Regions from separate parts of the Homo sapiens genome. Here region 2 is linked to region 1. The links are chromatin contacts, found by Hi-C or POLR2A ChIA-PET in ENCODE. All regions are on one chromosome and are shown on one strand. Each heading gives the region's core, a stretch centred on a gene start or an enhancer-like site at or near the end of the contact. The rest is flanking DNA. Distances are from core to core; before and after follow the strand shown.

Evidence for each region. Hi-C counts contacts between places; a loop is a spot of excess contacts on that map. ChIA-PET counts read pairs that join two places held with the same protein, here RNA polymerase II (POLR2A). Pooled maps may share reads with other maps.
Region 2: a loop to region 1 is called in a map of heart right ventricle, with 7 times the contacts of the local background. The contact joins two enhancer-like sites. A Hi-C loop is called at or near these places in 9 of 168 maps with a recorded cell type or tissue (Right ventricle myocardium inferior, cardiac septum, dorsolateral prefrontal cortex and 2 more) and 9 of 50 pooled maps. POLR2A ChIA-PET finds 5 or more read pairs at or near these places in 2 of 52 experiments (BJ and GM10248).

What each region holds. Positions count from the first base shown.
Region 1 is chr12:115,505,574-115,512,255 of GRCh38, reverse strand. It overlaps LOC105370003 (a long non-coding RNA gene), which reads left to right. Exons shown (of 4, transcript XR_945389.3): 2 at 3,842-3,988. Among named protein-coding and RNA genes, the nearest start is that of LINC02463, 380 kb to the left of the region's middle. RefSeq lists enhancers at 1-340, 3,740-4,340, 4,341-4,940 and a silencer at 4,818-5,112. Within about 2 kb of position 4,100, at least 4 of the 41 ENCODE cell types and tissues checked have a DNase peak (open chromatin) inside an H3K27ac peak, as active enhancers do; they include heart right ventricle, where a contact is called at or near this core.
Region 2 is chr12:115,594,674-115,601,355 of GRCh38, reverse strand. All of the region lies in intron 1 of LOC105370003 (a long non-coding RNA gene), which reads left to right. LOC105370002 (a long non-coding RNA gene) reads left to right here. Exons shown (of 6, transcript NR_188487.1): 4 at 3,907-4,015. Among named protein-coding and RNA genes, the nearest start is that of LINC02463, 290 kb to the left of the region's middle. Within about 2 kb of position 2,339, at least 4 of the 41 ENCODE cell types and tissues checked have a DNase peak (open chromatin) inside an H3K27ac peak, as active enhancers do; they include heart right ventricle, where a contact is called at or near this core.

The DNA of each region.
Region 1 (6,682 bases), core at 2,851-5,350:
GAGCTGATCATGGCTCTGACTTTGATGTTGGATGAATGACAATGATCTCCAAGGCAGGAACACAATGTAATGAACTTGCCTGGCTTTTCCATGAAAAACAAAATCACTGAAGGGGTCTTGTGTTGGAAGACAAAGGCACTCTGACTGCAGGGGGGGGAAGAGGAAAGCTTGGAGGGTGTTCTTAACCTGTAGCTAATGGGAATGAAGGCATGAGGGCTGCTAGCTTAAAGTGGTGGGGCCATGCTGGATTTTGTAGGGGCATCTGCAGTGCTACTTTTTAAATTTAGCAAATGTTTATGAAAGACCTACTGTGTGTCTTGACTTGTACCTGGGTCTGTTAAGATAGAGATCAATATGCAAATCCACAGTCTAATAGAATAGTTAGAACACTTGATTCTTTTCTCCCTTCCTCTCTCTCTTCTTTCTTCCTTTTTTTTCCCAACCATATTTATTGAGCACTACTGTGTGCTAGGCACTGTGCTGGCAATGGGGATATGATAATGGACACAGTAGATATGGTTCTGTCTTCAAGGAGGCCAAGGTCTAGCTGGGAAGACAAAGCAGTAAACAAGCCACATGAGAAAGTGTGTGTTAAGGGCTATGAAGTACAGAGAACCCTGGGTGCTCACATTGGAAGCATGAGAGTGGGGAATTGGGCAATAATAAAGTAGGCAGGAGAAGTTGGGATTAATTCCATAAGGGAGGCCAGGCTTCAGAGGCAGAGGAAATGACGTTGCTTAAGCTGGGTTTTGAAGGATGAAGAGGAGCTCTCAGGAAGACAGGATAGGGGAAGGACTTTCCACACACAGGGAACAGCAAAGCAAAGGCATGGAGGCTTCAAAGAGTAAACCGAGTTTGTGGCAACTACAAATAATACAGGATTATTGGAGCAGAAAGTTCAAGAAACAATAAGACAGGAGCCCTGAACAATAAACAGGAGTCAGATCATGGAGGGCCTTTTAGACCAAACTGTGAAGTTTATTCTAAAGGTAATAGGGAGCCATAGAAAGACTGTGAGCAGGAAAGTGACGTGATCAGGTTTGTGTTTTGTCAAAAGCCCTCTGGCCACTGAGTAGATGACAACCTGGAAAGGTGAGACTACAGAGGTGAGTCTGGAAACCGCAAACCAGATGGCATGTGAGGTCAACCTTGGCTTCAGGACAACCTTGGTTCTGCAGTCAGAAATGTGGAGCGAGGGTCTCAGCCCTTTCTGTAAACTGTTGACTTCTTGCCTTGCTACTGGCTGGTGGCAGAGACTTGGGATAATTGTGTTTCAATTATTACCATTGCACATTAAAATATGCAACCATGAGTCAGGTGGTTAAAGCCATTGCTGGGTGGTTGACTAGAGGGTTAGGATTAGATTGGGGTTAAGAATTAGATCCATTACTCAATGTCTCCAATGCGCGATATGGCTTTGGGTGCACATGTGGGTGTGAGGCTACATATTTCTCCCTAGAGGTACGCCAAGAAGACACTGATCTCAAAGGTGAAAGCTAGCCTTCAGGGGTTTCCCAAACTGCCCCTTCAAAAGGAGATGGAAGCAGAGCTTATTGGTTAGGAGCATCCATTTGATGTTAAATAGATCCAACCTTTATCTTTTAGTAGTTGTGCAAATTACAGGACCCGTATCCTCTTTCTGAGCCTCAGTTTTCTTCATCCGTAAAATAAGCACAAATGTGGTGTGCAGTAAGTGCTCATTCAGTGTCTCCTGACATTTTTAGGTATTTGCAGGCTTAAAAATCAAGATGTCATTTTGGCCTTTCTTTGAATTTGTTTTTACTACAGTGTTTTCTTATGTCACCTCCACTTTTTTTCTTATCAAGCCTCATTCTCAAGCAAGTTATCAATGATGCCTAGGTATATTCCTGTTAACAGAGTAAAGTTTGAGGTGGGTTGGAGCCTTTTCTCCAAAGAAACAAAACCAATAGTGTGTGTGTGTGTGTGTGTGTGTGTGTACATTTATCTTAAGATTTTAACAAGGAACTGGCTCACATAATCATGGGGGCTGGCAAGTCCATAATCTGGAGGGCAGGCTGGAAGGTTAGAAACTCGAGTAGAAGTTAAGCTTGTAGAAGAATTTGGTAGAAAGGAATTTGGAATTTTAAAAAGGAACTAGGAGCCTTGAACCAGCACCATAACCCCATCAAACAGAAACATGTCCTTATGTGCACTAAGAGTTGTACTCAGAATGTTCTCAGCAGCAAACAACTTGAAACAGTTTAAATACCCACACAGCATAATGGATACATGAATTACTATGTATTTTCACAGTAGAATACTGTCTGGTGGTGAAATATGAAATGCTGCTACATGCAAACACATGGATAAATCCCACAGACACAGTATGGAGAAAAAAACGCAGACACAGAGGAGTACAGCTCTATGATTCTGTATATTTAAAGTTATAATGGTAAAAACTAGATTATAGGGAAGTAGTCAGTATATTCACCTCTCTTGGTAATTGCACCCTGATTTTCCCTCAGGATACCATTCATTCCCTCACTTCTAGTCTTTGACTTCCAAAGGGAAGGGACCTACTTCTTGTCCCAGTTTGGTCAATCAGCAAATTTCATCTCCTGGACCTCAGGAATAGATGCAGGGTCATGAGACTCAAGGCAGTCCAATGGCAACCAACAATGCTAGAATTCTGGCTGGAAATAATAGGAAAGAAGAACTCTTTTTTTTTTTTTCCCACTGGGATTGCAGAGCTGGTAGAATATCTGTTGGGAACTGCTGGTGGACATCTTGCCACCATGAGATGCACCTACTTAAGAATTAAGCCAATACAAGCAGGCCTGAGAGATGGCTTCAGCTAGTCTGAGTTGATTTCCCTACTCAGGGACAAGGACATGTCTGTCTGTTCTAAACCACATCAACACCTGGGTGTGTGACAGCAAAGGAGTGAGGATGCTGGGATCAAGGAGTGATGAGGATTCACTCTACATTTCCTGCCATTGCCATTTTTCCTGGCTGGTAAGGACTCCAGTAAAAAAGACCTGAACTCACCAGGTGCCACAGGACATTAGGAAGTGCATCTCCTTCTCCTACCCACTTTGTCTCCCAGATCTCAGTTTTTCCTTCCATAAAATGGGTATGCTTGGGCAGTGCAGCCATTCTGGTTGGGCAGCATGTTAATTTCTGTTCGTTACTTCCCTATGTCTGCTCCTGGCCTTACTGAAAACTTCAATGTCTTAATAGTAAAATAATCGGTAACGTGTTGGGCACTCGATATGCACAAAGCACATGCTAAGTGCTTTATCAGGGTTGTTACCCCCTTGAACCCTCAGGGCACTCACCCCGCAAGGAAGACGCTGTCCCTATCTCCCCTTTGCATATGGGGGCAGTAGCCAGGGAAGAAGGACACGTGGGCCAAGTTTCGTGGACTGCCACACACAGGTGAGCCAGGACTAGATTTTTCATGAGATCTTGCTTCCAATTCGGTATAGCCTTCCAGTTTCCAAGCGGCTTTTATCTCCTCATTAATTCTCACCTGATTTCTGGAACTGATTTCTTATTCCCATTTGCTAGATATAAATATGAAGTTTCAGCAAGGGGCAGGGAACTTGCCCAAAGCCACACAGAGCTGCTGCTGCTGCTATTTATGATAATAATGATTGACATCCTATAAGAAGCCCTCAGTTAGGTCCCAGTTACATGCAGCTTAGGAGAGGGAGGTATGATTATTATCTCCACTTTACAGCTGAAGGTACTGAAGTTTAGAGAATGACGTCACTAAACCCAAGTTACTTGGCTGATTTTGATGGAGTTAGAATTGGAACCCAGGCAGCTGGGTGTCCCAGCCCACTCTCTTAAACACGGTCATATGTTCTCTTTCCAGAAACAGATCTGAAGCCAATCCCTGAGCCTCCTGGGCCATACACTGTCCCACTATTTCAAAAGAAACTCAGTGACGAGAGGGCAGAGGGAGAATATGTCCAGCATCTCAGCCTCATTGTTTTCCACTTGGCAGCCCCCTCCAGTTCAGGTAAATAGAAGAGATTCCGTCATTGTTTGTCCCTGGTCCTAATGACTTTCGTCTTTGTGTCTTCGGAGCCAGACCTCACCCCTGGGAAGCTGGCCTGGGGCCTGAGAGGCACCAGCCGCCTCTGTGAACAATGGTCTTTGTTCTTCACACTTTCCCTATCAAAGCCTCACAGCAGGGATGGCCTTCAGAGGCGATGGGCGATGTGATAATTCCTGTGCCAGGGCTGAGGAGGGGGGCAGGAAAGGAGGGGTCAGGTCCAACTTTGACCCAGTTAGTTACTCTGGGGTCTGCGGTCCTGCCCTGGTAAGAATAAACTCTTAGCAGAGGCTATGAATAGCTTGGGCTTATTAACTCATCTTGTCTTCTGTGAATTGTTCTCCTGTTATCTTCTGGGAGTAGCAAGTCTGGAAATGATGTTGGTGGACAGGGAATATTAATAACAATAATAATAATTGATGATGATGATGACGATGATGATGCCTGGCTATATTTATTGTGCTCTTACCATGTTCTGGGCATTCTGCTAAGAATGATATATACATTTACATTTACATTTACAATGCATTACGTTTACATTACATTTACATTTAAACCTAACTGCAACCTTGGAAGGCGAAAACTGTTACGTCAGTTACTTTGCATTCTCATTGTAATTCTCCATATTTTTCAGATGAAGAAAATAAGGCTCAGCCGGGAGCAGATAAGGTGCCCCAGGTCACAGAACTGGGCCTTGAACCCAGGTCTGTATGGCTTCAAAAGCCAGTCCTCTTAACCACTGGGTTCAGATGGCTCTTTGTAACAATGAGCAGCATGAGAAATGGACAGAGGAGGTGAACTGGGGGCAGGCACACTAGAGTGCTCCCAGTAAGTTGAGTCATGTGACCTTGGGCTGGTGCCTGTAATCGCTAAGCCTCTTTGTCCTCATCTGTAAAATAGGATAGGTCATCTTAATGCTTGCAATCTCATCCATCTGCCTGCAGGAGATAGAATCTGCCCTAGATGGTTCAAACTATGAGAGTTTAATTAAGGGACTACTTACAGCGGGGTGGACAGGGTTAATCACATGAACATGAGGTGCTGAGGCATCAGGAGTCTAGCAACAGTGGAGAGCTGTTCACATCCATAAGCTGAAGTAGGAAGAAAAGAAGAAGGGTTTCAGGAGCCCAGGCAGGGCCGGGGTCATGGTGGATGAGTCACCTGGCACAGGTCAGGGACGGACACACCCCTCCAGAAATGTGGTTCTGAATTAGGGAGGAAACAAGGAAGAAACACCTGGCTTTTCTCCTTCTTCCCTTTGATCTCCTGCCAGTGCTTCCTATTAGATGACCCCAGCTAGAAGCAGATCACAGAGGTGCTAGGAGGTGTCATCCACAGGGGTCAGCTTCAGGGGCACGGGACAGAGAAGGGTAGAGAATAGGGGGAGCTGGCAAATGGAGACTAACTGCAGGCCCATCTTCTAGGGGTCCTTGTGCAAAGGGAATAGGGCTTTTTTATGGAAAGCATCTGGTCTGCAAGAGGCACACAATAAATGAGTTCTGTGACTGGAAAGGGGTCCTGATCCAGACCCCAAGAGAGGGTTCTTGGATCTCGTGCAACAAAGAATTTGAGGCAAGTCCATAGAGTAAAGAAAGTGAAAGCAAGTGTATTGAGAAAGTAAAGGAATAAAAGAATGGCTACTCCATAGACAGAGCAGCCCCAAGGGCTGCTGGCTATCCATTTTTATGGTTATTTCTTGATGATATGCTAAACAAGGAGTGGATTATTCATGCATCCCCTTTTTAGGCCATACAGGGTAACTTCCTGATGTTGCCATGGCATTCGTAAACTGTCATGGCGCTGATGGGAGTGTAGCGGTGGGGACGACCAGAGGTCACTCTCGTCACCATCTTGGTTTTGATGGGTTTTGGCCAGCTCCTTTAATGCAACCTGTTTTATCAGCAAGGTCTTTATGACCTGTATCTTGTGCTGACCTCTCATCTCATTCTGTGACTTAGAATGTCTAACCTTCTGGGAATGCAGCATAGTAAGGTCTTAGCCTTATTTTACCCAGCCCCTATTGAAGATGGAGTTGCTGTTGTTTAAACGCCTCTGGCAGCTCTATTTTGCAAAGTGTGTACTCAGTGCCAGACACAGGGCGAAGCCCTGGAAATCCTTGTTGGTATACAGTGGTGTCATCTTTTCACAAGAGGCAAAACGGCATCCCCACAGAGGTGGCAGATGCTGGAGCCAGAGAGCCTGAATCCAGGCCCTGCTCTTCTGCTGCCCAGTTTTATGACCCCAGGAAATTCATTTATTCTTGTGCCTCAGTTTCTTCATCTGCAACAACAGTACTACCTACACTTCACAGGGATTGGGAGAGGATCGAATGAGTTAAAACATGTGATGCTCTTACCCAGTGCCTGGCCCCTTGTCAGTCCTCAGTAAATGCTGGCTATGATATTTCAAGATGCTTACATTCAAGAAGGGCTGTCAGACAAATCAACTAAGTGCAAAGTCTGATGTGTTTTCGCAGCGTAAGGAGTAGGTATTGATTGGGGAGCACAGACAGGAAGCCTGTTTCGATCAAGTAAGACCTCTCTGAGGAGGTGATGTTTAAGCTGAGACCTGCTGGATGAGTGAGAAGCTTCCAGGCCCAGAGAAGAGTGGTCTGGGCAGCAGAAAGAGCAGGTGCAAAGGCCCCGAGGCAGAAACAAT
Region 2 (6,682 bases), core at 1,090-3,589, 91 kb before region 1:
GGAAGGCTGCAGGTAAACTATGACTCTGCTGCGTATTTTCAGGGAAGAATTGTCCAGAGCTGTCATTTCCCAGGAAGCCAGCCAATCTCTTAGGAAAATGCCAAGGATGCTTGTCCCAAGAGAAAGTTGCAAAACCAAGCCTTAGATACCTGTAGCTCTTGGTTGGCCAAAGGGTAAAACTCCAATGAGAGCTCATGTTCGTGTCCACTGTAAAGCAAGTGAAGTTGTCTCATCCTGGGGTAGCTGTTAAATGTCATGCTTGCCCTCCCCAAGAAGTCCAAATATAAGCTGTGCATTTACTATGCTCTGGATTGGGGAAGAAGGGGTTCTAGTATGTATAAGTTGGTACTTCCCAAACTTCAGTGTGCTCCCAAATCTCCTGGGGAATCTTGTGAAAATGCAGATTCCCATTCAGTAGGTCTGGGGCAGTATCTGAGATTCTGCACTTCTAAAAAGTTTCCAGATGAGCTGAAGTCACTGCTCACGGAGCATACTTTGAGCAGCAAGACTATACAATGCTGAGTATTTCAGAACGAAGAAGAAAGATTACAAAGCAGTGATTGTACCAGCCACTGCTGATGGAATATTTATTAATCACCAGATGGCTTTTCATTTTGCCCTCCTGATATGGGTTGGGCATTGCCATTATCCCTGTTTTACAAGTGAGCCAACTGAGGCACTAAGAAGTTAAGTGCCTTGTCCAGTGTCACCAGATGGATGAGAGGTGGAGCTCAGGCTGTCTGCCTTCCAAGTGCACCTCACCGCCTATGTCTCTTAGGCCCCCCACTTTCCACCTGGAGGATAGAGTTTCCAAGTGGGTCAGAAGCTGCTCTCCAAAGCTGGTTGGATTTCACAACTGGATTAATAGACTCCATGCTGTCTCATTTGAACTAGGCACACACCCAAAGATTTTAGGTTCACCTGTCAGGTGCAAGTGTTTCAGCGTATTCATTGCCAAGACAGAGTTTCTATGCCTTATAAGGAAGCATCCAGCATTGCCTTTGGAAGGATTTTAGGTGTCAAAGGAATCCCACCTGCGGGAATCTTGACAGGCTCAGCTAACCCCATTTTCCAAAGACCTCAAAACCCAGTGGTCTGGATGAATGAGAATAAATGTTTTGGGGGCAACATGAACCTGACACGCTCCGCGTTAGGTTCCCACCATTGTGGAAAACAGGTCAGTGGAAAGCACCAGATAATAAGTAACTCCAAAAAGGGATGATGGGCTAAGTACAGACTTCTATTTCTCAGGGCATTTGGCAGGGACCCTAACCTAGACCTGGACTGGGGGTTGTTGAGGGGGTGTCATGGATAAAACAACGTGCTCCCTGCCCGGGACAGCAAGGACGTTTGACCCCACTACTTATCCTCCCTGCTTGATTCCATCAGCTGCAGCCTGTTCCAGGGTTTATTCAGCACTGGCAAAGAAAGCAATGCCATTTTCTCAAATAACAAAGTATCAGTAGAGGTTGCCCCCTCACTGAATCTCCCCGACGGCAGGCACGAGTTTCCAACCCAGAAAGACATAGATTCAGAGGCAACTCAGAAGTATCAAGGATTCCCCTCTCCTCCTCCCTCCGACAACCGCTGCCACCCCCACCCTAAGCCCTCCCCACCCTTCCTCCCTCCGCCCCGCCCTCCTCCCCCCGGGAGACTGGAGGAACTTGGCAAGCCATCTCGTCGCCAATCAATCTGTGGTGTAACAATTAGCACTTAGGCACCACTCATGCTAAACACACGCTTAGAAAACACTTATAAAAAAAAAAAAGGAAGAAGAGTCATCAGAGGTAGAAGCCAGGGCAGCACCGGTGGGGGGACGCCAGGGAGCGGAGCCAGGAGGAGGCCTGGGGAGGAAACAGATCAATGCGCTGTGGAATGGAAAGCATCTGATACCCTATTATTGACGAGGCCAAAGCACTTTGAGGCGTGTTTCCACCGTGAGCAATTAGTCTGCGAGACCGCAGGAGTTAAGCTAACACTGGTAGCCCCCCCATCTTCCAGTTGGATGACACTTTCATTGGGTAGCGAGCCCCCGCAGCAGTGGCGCCAGCCTGCAGCCGTAATGGGGCCCATCCGCGGAAGGCCGAATGCTCCAGTCTCCCAGAAGGCCCCCCTCGCGCCCCCCACCCCGCCCCAGCTCCCCCCACCCCACTCCCGGTAACAGAATCCAGTCGACACAGAGTGTCTGCGCGCCTGTGAGCTGCCTAAATTGATTGTAATGGTTTTATCACGCGCAGAAAGAGCTGGCTGTTTTCTCGCCTCTGCTGTCGGCTTTCATAAACGCCCAGGCAGGAGGAAGTGATTCCTCTTCGGGAGCACTGGATCAGATGAAAGGCAACTTTTGTTTGTTGGCGAGCAACTCGCAGCCTCCGCCACTGCCTGTCTCCAACCCTGCTCTAGGCATCTTCGCTGGCTGTGCACACAACAGAGACTCAGACAGCGTCCCCCGACTCACCCCACCCAACAAACAGCAGGGGGTGGGGGACTTGTTTCTGGAGCCAGTTCTGGGTTCATCTCTGGAGGCTTCAGTGTCTGGGGTAGGGAGTTTCAAGGACGGATTGGGTAGAGAGAAGAGTAAATGAAGATGGCAATGATGATCAACAATGATAACAATGAAGATGAGGATAGCTAGCTAGCATTTCTGAGTGTTTATCCCCAACCAGGCAGTGTGTTTAAGCACATCGTAGATATTTCTTGGAATTCTTACAGCGATCTTATGAGACATTATTTCCCCCGTTTTGTAGTTAGGGGAATTGAGGCATAAAGAGGCATGTGAAATGGTCATGGTTATCCAGGGAGCAATGAGAGGAGTGAGGGAAATTAGAGCCCAGTTCTGATTCCTAATCTGGTTCATTCTCTATGCGCCATATCGCTTCTTTAAATTTGGTAGGGCGAAAAGACATGCTGTCATAATACCTCAGGTACTGGGTATTCCCCAAGGATTGCGGAAATTTGAACCTTCGAATAATTTAGGCTTAAAAGAATCTAGACCCAGCCAAAAAAATTGAAAGCTAAATGAAACACCCTTTGGTCCAGCCCCGCTTAAATATTCGCCAAGTTCTTTTTCATCACCTGGTCTCTAATCTCTCTGTTCCCTCAGCCTGGAATTCCAAACTCTACCCTAGATATGCTTGTGAGAACGCCTACACAGTCTTCAAACGTAACCTCTTCCTGGAAGCCTCTTTCTTCCTATCCCTTGCACCCTGTCTAGACTTCTATGGCCCCAGCAACATTCCTTTCCATTGTGTTTCTTTATTACCTATCTTCCCATTAATGTTAACTCACTGCGTATTTGTTGAGCTCTTACAGTATGCCAGTCTCCATATTAGGCTGAAAGCTCATTGGGACATGTTTTATTCATCTTCACATCCACAGTGCCTGGCCCATAGTCTGACCCCAGCAAATGTCAGTTTCATGAATGATGACCAAGATCATGGGCTAGCCCCCTGTTTTTGCAAATAAAGTTTTATTGGAACACAGCCACACTCATTCATTTATGTATTCCATAGCTGCTTTCATGCTACAGTGGCACACTTGAGTAGCTGTGACAGAGACTGCACGTTCTGCAAGCCTGCAATTTTACTACCTAGCTCTTTACTAAAATGTTTTCTGATGACTGATCAAGGGGATGATCAGATAATTTTCCAAACTTTTCATTTTGTTTTCTGTATGTAGCTAGCATACTATTGTTGAATAGCTACCTGTGCAGTTTCTACCCTCTAGTAAATTGATTGGAGACATGCATCTCATTTTGATGTCTCCCTGTGCCTATAACCTTTGGTAGTGCCCTACACAGTTTGTGGCTTGAGCATGTGACCTGTTTTGGACAATGGGGTGGTAACAAACTCACTTCAGACACTGGAAACTGTGTTTTGTTTTGTCGTTTTTTTTTTTTTTTTCTGCTAGTCACCACCATGACAACACCCTCTACTGGAAAGGTATGAGTCATCCCAGCTGAGGACATCCTAAACCAGCCAGCCCCCAGCCAACCTATCCGCTGACCACAGATGCATGAGTAAGACAGCTGTACCTAGCCCACATCAGTAGAACTAGACAACTTGTCTCTAGACAACTAGACAACTAGACTCAAGTAAGATGGTTGTTGCTTTGAGCCACCAAGTTCTGGGTTAGTTTGTTACACAGCAGTAACTAACATATGTATACTTAACGGGTGTACAATTTATGACTCCAAACCAGGTGTTTTAATGAATCACCTGCAGAAATGACCCAGGCATGCACCATGAAAACAAGAATTCCTTTGTGTGTTTTGGAGGTGGGTGAAGATGGAGTGTAGTCTATTGTTTTATAATTTTTTATAACTTTTTTTTGAGATGCGGTCTTGCTACGTTGCTCAGGCTAGTCTCAAACTCCTGATCTCAAGCAATCCTCCTGCCTCAGCCTCTTGAGTAGCTGGGACTACAGGCATGCTGTGCCTGGCACATTTATCTGTTCTTCCTACTTTGGAAACACCTCTGTATTTGGGGAAAGTGGTCAGAATCATTTAAAGAAGGTGAAATGCCAGTCTGCAGTAACAGTTTTCTGGCAATGTCAGGGAGTGATCCTGTGTTTTGCAGGAAGGACTAAGCCAAAGGATTTGATGCAACAGCTTTGGAAATTATCTGGATTTTACTGATCAGGGTATCCCTTAGCTGCACTGGCAAAAATAACCAAATCGGGATGTAACCATGAAATTATGTGTCCGCTGTGCTTGTTTCTAATGTTGTAGAGCATAGGTCTATAAAAAGCTACTGGAACATGCCATTCTTTGCATTTCAAAGCCTGGAATTTAACCAGCAGATAGTTTTCTATGTGTTCCTGAAGATTTCTTTTCTCTTCTTCTTCCCTCTGCTCCCCCGTTCTCTCTGTTCTTATCTTCTATTTCATGTTCTCAAGCTTCTCTGCATTTCTACACTGACTTTGGGGTAGGGTGTCATCTGTCTTTAGTACACCCAGCACAGTAGGAGAAACTGTGAGAAACACACTGAAGACAAATTCGTAATTTATTCCCCAACTAAAGGTGCTGACCCCTGCTTTTCATAAGGAAACACAATGGCTGTCATTAGCCCCTTGGTATTGGTGGGAATTTCCTGCCTACATTACATTCTGGATAAAATCTTTAAGGCTACAATCCAGGCACAAGCAGAAGAGATGGCATGAAGACGCTATGCTCCCAGCACCACTCCCCTGCAAAAAAGGGAATGTGACCAAGGTCAGAATGAACAGATGGTTTGGGAGGAGAAAGCCAGAACTCCTATTCCACCCTGGAGCAGGACTCAGGCCTAGGGTGATAGGTGGTAAAGTTATAATATTTCTCCAAGAGTAAAGTGGGAAGGATGAGCGTTGATAATCCCAAGGGCCCATGCACTCTACAATTCTAGCCTGGGAGGATTCAAAGTGGAGTCCACTGTGATGATGGAAGGGAAGCTGAATAGCATGCAGTTTAAAGAAGTGCAAATGGATGCGATTGTACCTGGCAAGTGAAGTCTTGAGTCTTTTATAAGGTGGTCCCTGAGTTGGTCAAGATATTACTCTCAGGGATGTTGGGAGCAGAGCTATCTCGGGAACAGGTCTGCAGTAGGGGAGGGGGTGAAGAATGCTGGCAGATGGTGTGGGTGAGCTGCATAGCAATTTGGAAGAGGACACATGTTTCCAACCCAGATCCCCCCTGAACCCTCCCATGGTCAGTGGGGTTCTATTTGAGCCAAAATGAGGCTCAAAGATTGGTTTAAGTAATGAACTTGCGAGCCCTTTCTATCCCATAAAACACATCCAGGCATTGCTAGAATGAATTAATGAGCATGTTTATTCATTTCCTAGGACTACCATAGCCAAGCACCACAGACTGGGTGACTTAAAACAAGAGAAATGGATACTCTTGCAGTTCTGAAGGCTAGAAGTTACAAATCAAGGTGTTAGCGGGGCCGTGTTCTCTCTGAAGGCTCTAGGAGAGAATGTGCTCCATGTCTTTCTCTTAGCATCTCCTGGTTGCTGGCAATCTTTGGCATTCCTTAGCTTGTAGATGCATCAGTCCAATCTCTGCCTCCATCATCATGTGGACCCTGTCCTGTGTGTCTTCACATTTTTCCCCTGTGCATGGCAGCCTCTGCCATTTCTCTTCCTCTTATTAAGGCACCCCCATCATATTGGAGCAGGGGCCACCCTGAGGACCTCATCTTAACTTGACTCCATCTGCAAAGACCCTATTTCCAAATACAATCACATGCACTGGTATGGGAGTTAAGACTTCAATGTATCTTTTTAGGGGACACAATTCAACCTGTGACAACATGAAAAAAATAAGCCTATCATGGAAGATATCTATGCATTGGCTTCTAGTGAGGAGTTAAGGAGATTTAAGGTGTTCCTTATCATACCCCCTTAAGCTGATTTAAGGTGTTCCTTATCATACCTGCTCACCTCTGAATGCAGCTGCAGCTGCCGGGCAGAGGTTCCTGCAAGCTCAGACTCAAATTGACAGTATGCTATCCAAGTGCGCACCATGGCCTCTGTGAAGCTGTAGGAAGCTGCCGAGGCCATGAGCAGGAGTCACTGGGGGTGACCCTCAACCAGTAGCAGGTGGAGTTAGGGTCTAAATGCCTCACCTTGATCCATCAACGGGACATTTCTGGGATGTATTCCGTACACTTCTCACAGCTTCCGACGGTATTTATATCCCATTGTC